Linked DNA regions of Homo sapiens: region 1 is linked to region 2. A link is a contact called in ENCODE Hi-C or POLR2A ChIA-PET data. All regions are on one chromosome and are shown on one strand. The core of a region is the stretch at or near the end of the contact, and the rest is flanking DNA. Distances in the headings are between cores, read along the strand shown. Region 1 overlaps DIP2A (disco interacting protein 2 homolog A). Region 2 overlaps PCNT (pericentrin).

The links. Hi-C counts contacts between places; a loop is a spot of excess contacts on that map. ChIA-PET counts read pairs that join two places held with the same protein, here RNA polymerase II (POLR2A).
Region 1: a map of natural killer cell shows a loop between it and region 2 (4-fold over the local background). The contact joins two enhancer-like sites. A Hi-C loop is called at or near these places in 2 of 168 maps with a recorded cell type or tissue (endothelial cell of hepatic sinusoid and natural killer cell). POLR2A ChIA-PET finds 5 or more read pairs at or near these places in 1 of 52 experiments (activated CD8-positive, alpha-beta memory T cell).

Annotation. Positions count from the first base shown.
Region 1 is chr21:46,482,124-46,485,767 of GRCh38, reverse strand. It overlaps DIP2A (disco interacting protein 2 homolog A), which reads right to left. Exons shown (of 38, transcript NM_015151.4): 2 at 940-1,011. Among named protein-coding and RNA genes, the nearest start is that of DIP2A-IT1, 21 kb to the right of the region's middle. Within about 2 kb of position 2,272, at least 2 of the 41 ENCODE cell types and tissues checked have a DNase peak (open chromatin) inside an H3K27ac peak, as active enhancers do.
Region 2 is chr21:46,423,314-46,427,408 of GRCh38, reverse strand. It overlaps PCNT (pericentrin), which reads right to left. Exons shown (of 47, transcript NM_006031.6): 33 at 1,438-1,578. Among named protein-coding and RNA genes, the nearest start is that of DIP2A, 34 kb to the left of the region's middle. RefSeq lists enhancers at 1-442, 443-944. Within about 2 kb of position 1,613, at least 6 of the 41 ENCODE cell types and tissues checked have a DNase peak (open chromatin) inside an H3K27ac peak, as active enhancers do.

The DNA of each region.
Region 1 (3,644 bases), core at 1,023-3,522, 58 kb before region 2:
GTTACAACTATCTTCTCACACTCTGTAGTTTGTCTTTGCAATCTCTTTATGATGACGTTTGAAAAAAAGTTCTTAATTTTAATGTGGTCCAATTAATCAATCCTTTCCTTTATGGTTCCTGCTTTTTGGTACCTTTAGTGACATCAAAAAATCCTTCCTATCTTGAGATGGCAACAATCTTCCTGTAAGATTTTCTAAAGGCTTTAAAGACCTTTCACATTTAGGCCTAATACATCTGGAACCGATTTTTGTCTCCAATGTCATGTGTTTCATATATGGATAAAGAACTATGCCAGCACCATGCCTGCCACACCACCATTCCCATGTGCAAAGTCCGCACACATATGCATTTGTCTGAGCTGTCCAGTCTGTCTTAGTGACAACGGCTTTAATAATAACTCTTCATATCCTGGTTGGGCCAATCCTCTCACCTCATTCTTTTTTGAAAATATTTTGGGTCTCTTGACCTTTTATACTTGGATATACATTTTAGAACTAACTCGTTAAGTTACACACACACACACACACACAAAACCTATTGAAATGATGAATGCACTGAATCTACAAATCAATCTAATGTGGGAAGAACCGACATCTTTACAATAGATGCTCTAGCCCTAGTAAGAATTGTGCCAGGTTGTTCATAATCATAAAAATAAAATAAATCCTCTTTGGGAATGAGATCTGAGATCTGTATCAAGCCAGAGCTTTAAATTATAATCTATGCCTTTGGATTTTATTATTTAATATTAGAGGCATATTTTTCAAGACCAGCCTGGGCAACACAGCGAGACCCTGTCTCAATCAATAATCAACATATACCAGTGTTTAAAGTTGGTTTAACATTGCTAACAAATGTTAAACTCTAAAAACAATTTAAAAATCACATGTTATGAAACAATATAATTGCTATGTAACACCTGAGTGTATTGACCTTACCTTGAATAAGCGGTATATAACGTGCAAGCAGCTTTGCCCTTTTCTTTTCATATCCTTTTTGAGTGATGTCACCTAAAACAACAATGGAAAAAAGAATTGCATTTCTTCTACAATTCCAAAATTTTAAAATTAAACATCAATTTATGATTGAAAAACTGGAAACACTGATGTCCTTCCATGAAGTGTCTGGACAAATAAACTATAATGGACCCATAAAATGGAATACCACTCAGCAATAAAAAAGGAACAAACTACTGATACACACAGCAATTTGGATAGATCTCACATGCATGCTGCTGAGTGAAAGAAGCCAGACTCAAAAGGCTACTGAATACTCAACTTTTATGACATTCTGGAAAAGATACAACCATAGCGTCAGATACAGCTAGTGGTTGCCAGGGGCTGGGAGTGAGGAAAAGACAAGAGAATTTTGAGGGTGGTGAAACTGTTCTACGTTGGGAGTGTAGTGGTGGTTACATGAGCATATGCGTTTGTCAAAAATCTGTACCACTGTAGAAGAGTAAGGGTGAATTTTACTGTGTGTAAATAACACTTCAAATTTTAAAAATTGTGATCACCATCCCCTGGGAGCTTGCCAAAAATGCAAACTCTAAGGCCATATCCCAAACTGACAGAATCCAAATCCGCACTTTATCAAGATCCTCCAGTAACTCCTGTGCAGGTTCAAGTTTCACAAGTATTGCAATAAGGGACCCATGGGACACAAGCCGTCCCAGGCCAAGGGGTGTCCTTGGGAAAGGAGGAAAAAGGACGGCTGTTCCAGTAAATTATCATAAGGAAAAACAGCCTGAAAACAAATTAAACCACCTAGGAATGAGGTAGGAAATGCACCATCATGAAAACACTTCTTAATGTAAGCACACTATTTGGTTTCCTACACATACCTGGAAGTTCTAACAGGGGATGTGTGATGTGAAGACTTTATTTAGACCAGAAATACATATTACAATTCTCATGATTAGCTTGTCCTCTGGGTGAACATGGTAGAGTTTTTAGTGTTTTGTAAGATCTCCCTTCTCTCAAAACAAGCAAGCAAAGCAGTAAGGCTGCTGTGAATCAGAAGACACAGGCTGATGTCATTTATTGAGTACATAATTGAGTATTTCCTTTAGATGTATTTTTTATTGTAGGATTTGTTGTGTGAACAGACTGACACCGTTGAATATCTGACATCTAAGTTAAGCCTCAGTGGAAGCCTCTGGGTAGGCATTAATATGCCATCCTACAGAAGAAGAGCCTGAGCCACGGCCTGTGGGCCAAGCAGCTGCTCTGGTCCACACCAGCCTACCACAACCTCCCCACCTACTCCACCCTGCACTGCGCCCAAGCCCTGCCCTCTGCACAGAGCCTCTGCTTTAAGAGCTCACTTGGCTCCTCCCAAGCCTCTCATGCTTATCTGCCTGTCCTTCCATTTATTTATTCCCTGTGTCCCCACTGTGTTCCATCTCTTCAGACTTTTTTTTTTTTTGCATTTAGTGTCTTTTAGACATATTTTCTTATAGCTTCTTTCTATAGTGTCTTTTAGAAACTTTTTTATAGTGTCTTTTAGAATATATTCTGCAGAATGCATGTTGCTTTGTGTCTGTGTACTTTTAATTGACCCGAATGGCATCATATTATAAATCACTATTTTCTTCCCTAAGCCTTCCATTTTTAAAACCAACCCTTCCTCAATGCAATGAGCACACCTGATTCACTGCACTGACCCGGGTACCCCTTGGAAGTACATCATCCTTGTTCACCCCCTCACTCCATCACTGCACACTCCCAGGTCCACAGCCAGCCACCACCCACACCAACATGCTCAGTGCTGCAGTGACAATCCTCATCAGGTTCAGGATATAACTGTACAATTTCACTTATTAAATTTCAACTTGTGCACAACTTTTTAAGGTTTAGAAGGCAGTAATTTTCAAATGTGCATGTGTGTAGGAGAGGCAATTAATCTGCATCACAGAGGTACGGAATATGGCTCTGGCTGAACTCCACTGCTGCAGAAGAATCTCACTTAGGATCACAGATGCCAAATCCCTAGTAATATCACCAAGTCCTTCACTCGGCAACACAATTTCTAAAAACCCATTCTCAAAAGCACTCAACTACCCCTACAGGTCACAGGAACAAAGATGAGTAGTGCACAAGGGTAATAACATGCATGGAAGCTTGACACTTCCTATAATGACAAAGCCTTCTCAAATAGCTCACGAAGGGTCTGCCTGAGGCTGTTTGACAGTTAACATTTTTAAAATATAATAGGAATATACTCTAAAATAACAATAAATTGTACAGTAAATACATAAACCAGTAACATTCATTTATCATTACCAAGTATTATGTACAGTACCTAATTATATGGATTAGATTTTTAAGACTGGCAGCACAGCAGGTTTGTTTACACCAGCATCACCACAAACACGTGAGTAATGTGTTGTGTTACAATGGCTACAAGGTCACTAGGTGGTAAGAATTTTTAGCTTTATCATGATCTCATGGAGCCACTGTTATATATGTGGTCAATCGTTGCCCGAAACATCTACTGGGCATATGACCAGATATGGATACAGTTGTTCATAGTACTCCCTTATCATGCTTTAATGTCTGTGCAGTCTATAGAGATTGGCCTCTTTCATTCCTGACTGGTAATTTGTGTCTTTGGTATTTTCTCACTGTCGGTCTTGTTAGAG
Region 2 (4,095 bases), core at 364-2,863:
GGGCGCCTACACCAGAATCCAACCCTGTGGGCACCCTGATGCCACAACAGGTGAAATCAATGTCTGCTGTTTAAGCCCCCTGGTCTGGGGTGTTCTGTTACGGCAGCTGAGCAGACTGACAGCCGTTCAAACAGAAATGACCCTGACAGAAGAGAAGACACACACTGCCCAGGGCCATTCAAGGCACGAGAAGCAAAGGCTGCCATCATGAGCACAGAAGAGACTGAAAAAGACGATAAAGTAAGGTCAGGAAAATGTCAGCAAAGCTCCTTCCCTCTTTTCCTGCTGCTGTGCCTTCAAGGCCCAGGGCCTGGAGGGGACCTAAGGCTGCAAGGGGCTACCCGCTGGTCCCCAGGGGCAGCGTGCAGCACCAATGAGCCTCCTGAATGCCAGCCAGGCTGCCGCTCGCACACAACCAGGGCCTGCTGGAGGGGCGAGCGGAGGCGGGTGGGGCTGACCCTCCCACCGGCTCTCCATGGCACCAGCACACCCTGTGCGTTCCAGGCACAGGGAGAAAGCCCTTCCCTCCCTCACAAAGCTTTGATCCCAGTCAGAGGCAGGCACAGGGGCAGGACAGGGTGGGCACGGAGATGGGAGGGAGCGTGATGGGAGTTGGCACCCACTCCACAACCTCCACAAGCCCTGGTGATGGAAGCAGACAGGCAGGGAGATGGGGAGGACTTGGGGAAAAGTGGGGTGCGGGGTCGACAGCACAGAGGTGAGGCCCTGAGGTCCAGTTGCTGGGGCTTGGGGTGTGGAGGGGGAGGTAGGAGAGACCCAAGGGGAGGAATGAGGCCGGAGGGCAAGTCACCCGAGTGGCAGGAGGAGAGGCCCTGGGGGACAAGTGCTGGAATGGGCCGAGTCCGCAGGGCCACATGGCCAGGAGGGACCACTCTCAGCCTCCCCGCAGGCTCACACAGGGCACAGGCCTGAAAGCCCTGAGCCCTTCTGCCCCCCACACACCTCCACGTCCCGCAGGGAACCTGCCCCGAGAGCCTGCGCTGGCTGTGGGAGATGGGAAGGCCTCCCCAGGGTTCTTGGACCTCAGTCTTTTTGGCCGTGCTAAAAAAAATCCTAGGCCAGGCACGGTGGCTCATGCCTGTAATCCCAGCACTTTGGGAGGCTGAGGCGGGTGGATCACAAGGTCTGGAGTTCAAGACCAGCCTAGCTAAGATGGTGAAAGCCCGTCTCTACTAAAAATACAAAAATTAGCTGGGCATGGTGGCATGCACCTGTAATCCCAGCTACTCGGGAGGCTGAGGCAGAGAACTGCTTGACCCGGGGTGGTGGAGGTTGCAGTGAGCCGAGTCTCAAAAAAAAAAAAAAAAAAAAAAAAAAAGAAAGAAATCCTAGTGTCCACGTGGCCCTAAGGACGCGGCCATTACCACAAGCTCCTTAAATCCTTTGGAAAAGAAGTGTGTGAAGGGCAAAATAAACCTGCGTCTTTCCCCCATGGAGCGAGATGTCCTGTATCTCGTCTTCCTTCCGGGGTGGGTGTGGCTCGCCGCTTGGGGGTGCAAGGCCTTCTGACAGCGCCAGGATCTGGTGGCTCTCGTCACGCACCATCTGCAGTAAAGCCTGTGGCGGGAAAGCGCGTCAGAAGGGAGTTGCCTGCCACCCCACACAGCCACGCTCTACACCACCTGCGGCCCCGAGCTGCCGCCAGGACTCTGTGAAGGGCGGGCAGCTGTGGAGAGGGAGGGCACCGCCTCGGCTTCGTACAGGCGGCACCCACTTCTCAAGCTACAAGGTTTTCAAGCCCACCTCTCCCGACCTTCAGAGAGACAACACGGAAGCCAGGCTTGGAGTGAATTTCTCTATAAGCCACTCCAAAGATGGCCCCGCCACTTCCTCCACTCCACCTGCTCCCTGAGGGGGACACCGTCCCCCGCCTAAGCCTGGACAAAGCTCAGGGCAGGGCTTTAGGCCAATGTCCACAGCGAGATCACAAACATATCACACACTCCCTGCCCACCTGGGACGCTACGAGAAGGCCACACGATGGCCACCCAGGAGGCCTCTGTGCGTGGTCCGGCTGAGGCCAGTGCCGACCACCAGCGTGGGGTGAAGCTGCCTGTGCTGGGCACGGGGAGCAGAGAAAACCATCCCCAGCAGGCCCTGCCCACAGGTCTGTGAACACGAGGCGGCTGCTTTATCCCACCGATTACGCAGCAGCTGGTGTCCGGACACACACTTGACTGTCTCGCCAGAGAGGCTGAGGGGTAAGCAGACGGCCCTATGGAGAAGCTGGTGTCACGACCAGCCTAGAGCCCAGAGCCCAGAGGCTCAGCGCGGTCACCACCACATGAGCACACACCCAAGCACAGGACACGTCTGCATAAAAACCTGAAGAGAAAAATAATCTAATAAAGTCCAAAAAGAGGGAAATGCAAAATGAGGCAATGATGAAGCCTACGACGGGTGTGACTGACTGAAAATAGGCTTTCCTGTAATTTTAACGATATGCCAAAAAAGGTCAAATATTAACACTAAAGTGTGAAACCAAATTGCACACTATGTTCATCTCTAACAACTGAAAACACTTTTACTTTAAACATAACGTATGTGGCACAGGATGGATGCAAACTGAGGTCTGCGGCAGAGCAGGGTGGGGTTGAGGGGAGCGGGGTGGTGCGGGGAGGAGCGGAGACGGGGGGAGCAAGGCCGTGGCTGGGGGAGCAGGGTTGGGGGGGGCGCAGTGGGAGCAGGGCCGGGGGAGCAGGGCGGCGGGCAGGCCCTGAAGCTGCTTGGCCCCTCTCTTCCAGCTGCAGAGGACAGGCCATTTCCTTCTTTTTAATATGCTTTTCTAGATTCTGTATAGAGGAGAAAATGCATTTTAAAAAACATCTCTTACAAAGAAGAGATGCAGAGGCCCTGGGCCACAGCTTCCCGCCAGGTGACACGGGGCCCTTGCAGGTGGGTTCCCGTGAGGCCGGGAAGTGGGGCAGAGACCAGTGGGTACCTTAGAACATGGCCTGTGAGGCAGCCTGGGGGGTCCCACAGACACAATCACTAGGGCTGAGAAGGTTCTGCCATCTCCACACTCAGGACCAGGCGGCTCTGCCTGTCAGCAGTGGTGGTGGTGGCAGCGGCGGAGGCAGGGGAGTCCTCATTTCCTGAGCTCCAGCACCTACCCTGCCCACTTATGGCTCAATTCCAGGCACGGCCAGAGGTGGCCAAGAGTGGCCGGGGCCCCACCCGTGCTCAGGACCTCTCAGCCTCCTCAGCATAGGGACCACAGGGGCTATTAGAGCGTCGACCACACTCTTGGCGTCTGTGGCTGCATCTGAGCAGTGGGTGTCCCCCACGCGCCTGGAGCCACCTCCAAGTGGGGCAAGCACCCAGCTCCACTCAGTTCCCCACTGCGGCGTCAGTGTGGGCACAACCCCAGGGCTCCACACTCTAAAACACAGGCCAGAAATTAAGACAATAAAGGAAAACCCTGAGTTTGAAACAGTCTGAGACATCCATGAAAAAAACTCCTTGTGATTTTCAACTGGACTTGGGACCTTTCAAAGCTGGAGGTGCTCCCTGGACAGCAGTTCCTCCTCTTCCTCCTCCTCCCCTCTCCCCTCCCCCTCCCCCTCCTCCCCTCCCACTCCCCCTTCTCTTCCTCCTCCCCTCCCCCTCCTCATCCCCCTCCCTTCTCTTCCTCCTCCTCCCCTCTTCCCCTCCCCCTCCCCTTCTCTTCCTCCTCCTCTCCCCCTCCTCCTCTGCTTCGCAGCTGCTGCCTCAAGGGCTACAGGAGGCCTTTCCTGCCTTTTGTGCTTTTCTTTTTAAATTATGAAACCTAAGTATGAAGAGTTAACATTAATCAAATTTATTCCTTAAAAATCAGGAATTCTAATATTAGGTTGTTTTCCATAGGAAACACTAACAGAAACATCTCCTTGACGTTTTATATTGTATAAAAATTTGAGGCCAGGCGCTGTGGCTCACACTGTAATCCCAGCACCTTGGGAGGCTGAGGTGGGCAGATTACTTGAGCTCAGGAGCTCAAGACCAGCCTGGGTAACATGGCAACACTCCATCTTTACAGAAAATACAAAAATTAGCTGGGTGTGGTGGCTCACGCCTGTAATCCAAGCTGCTTGG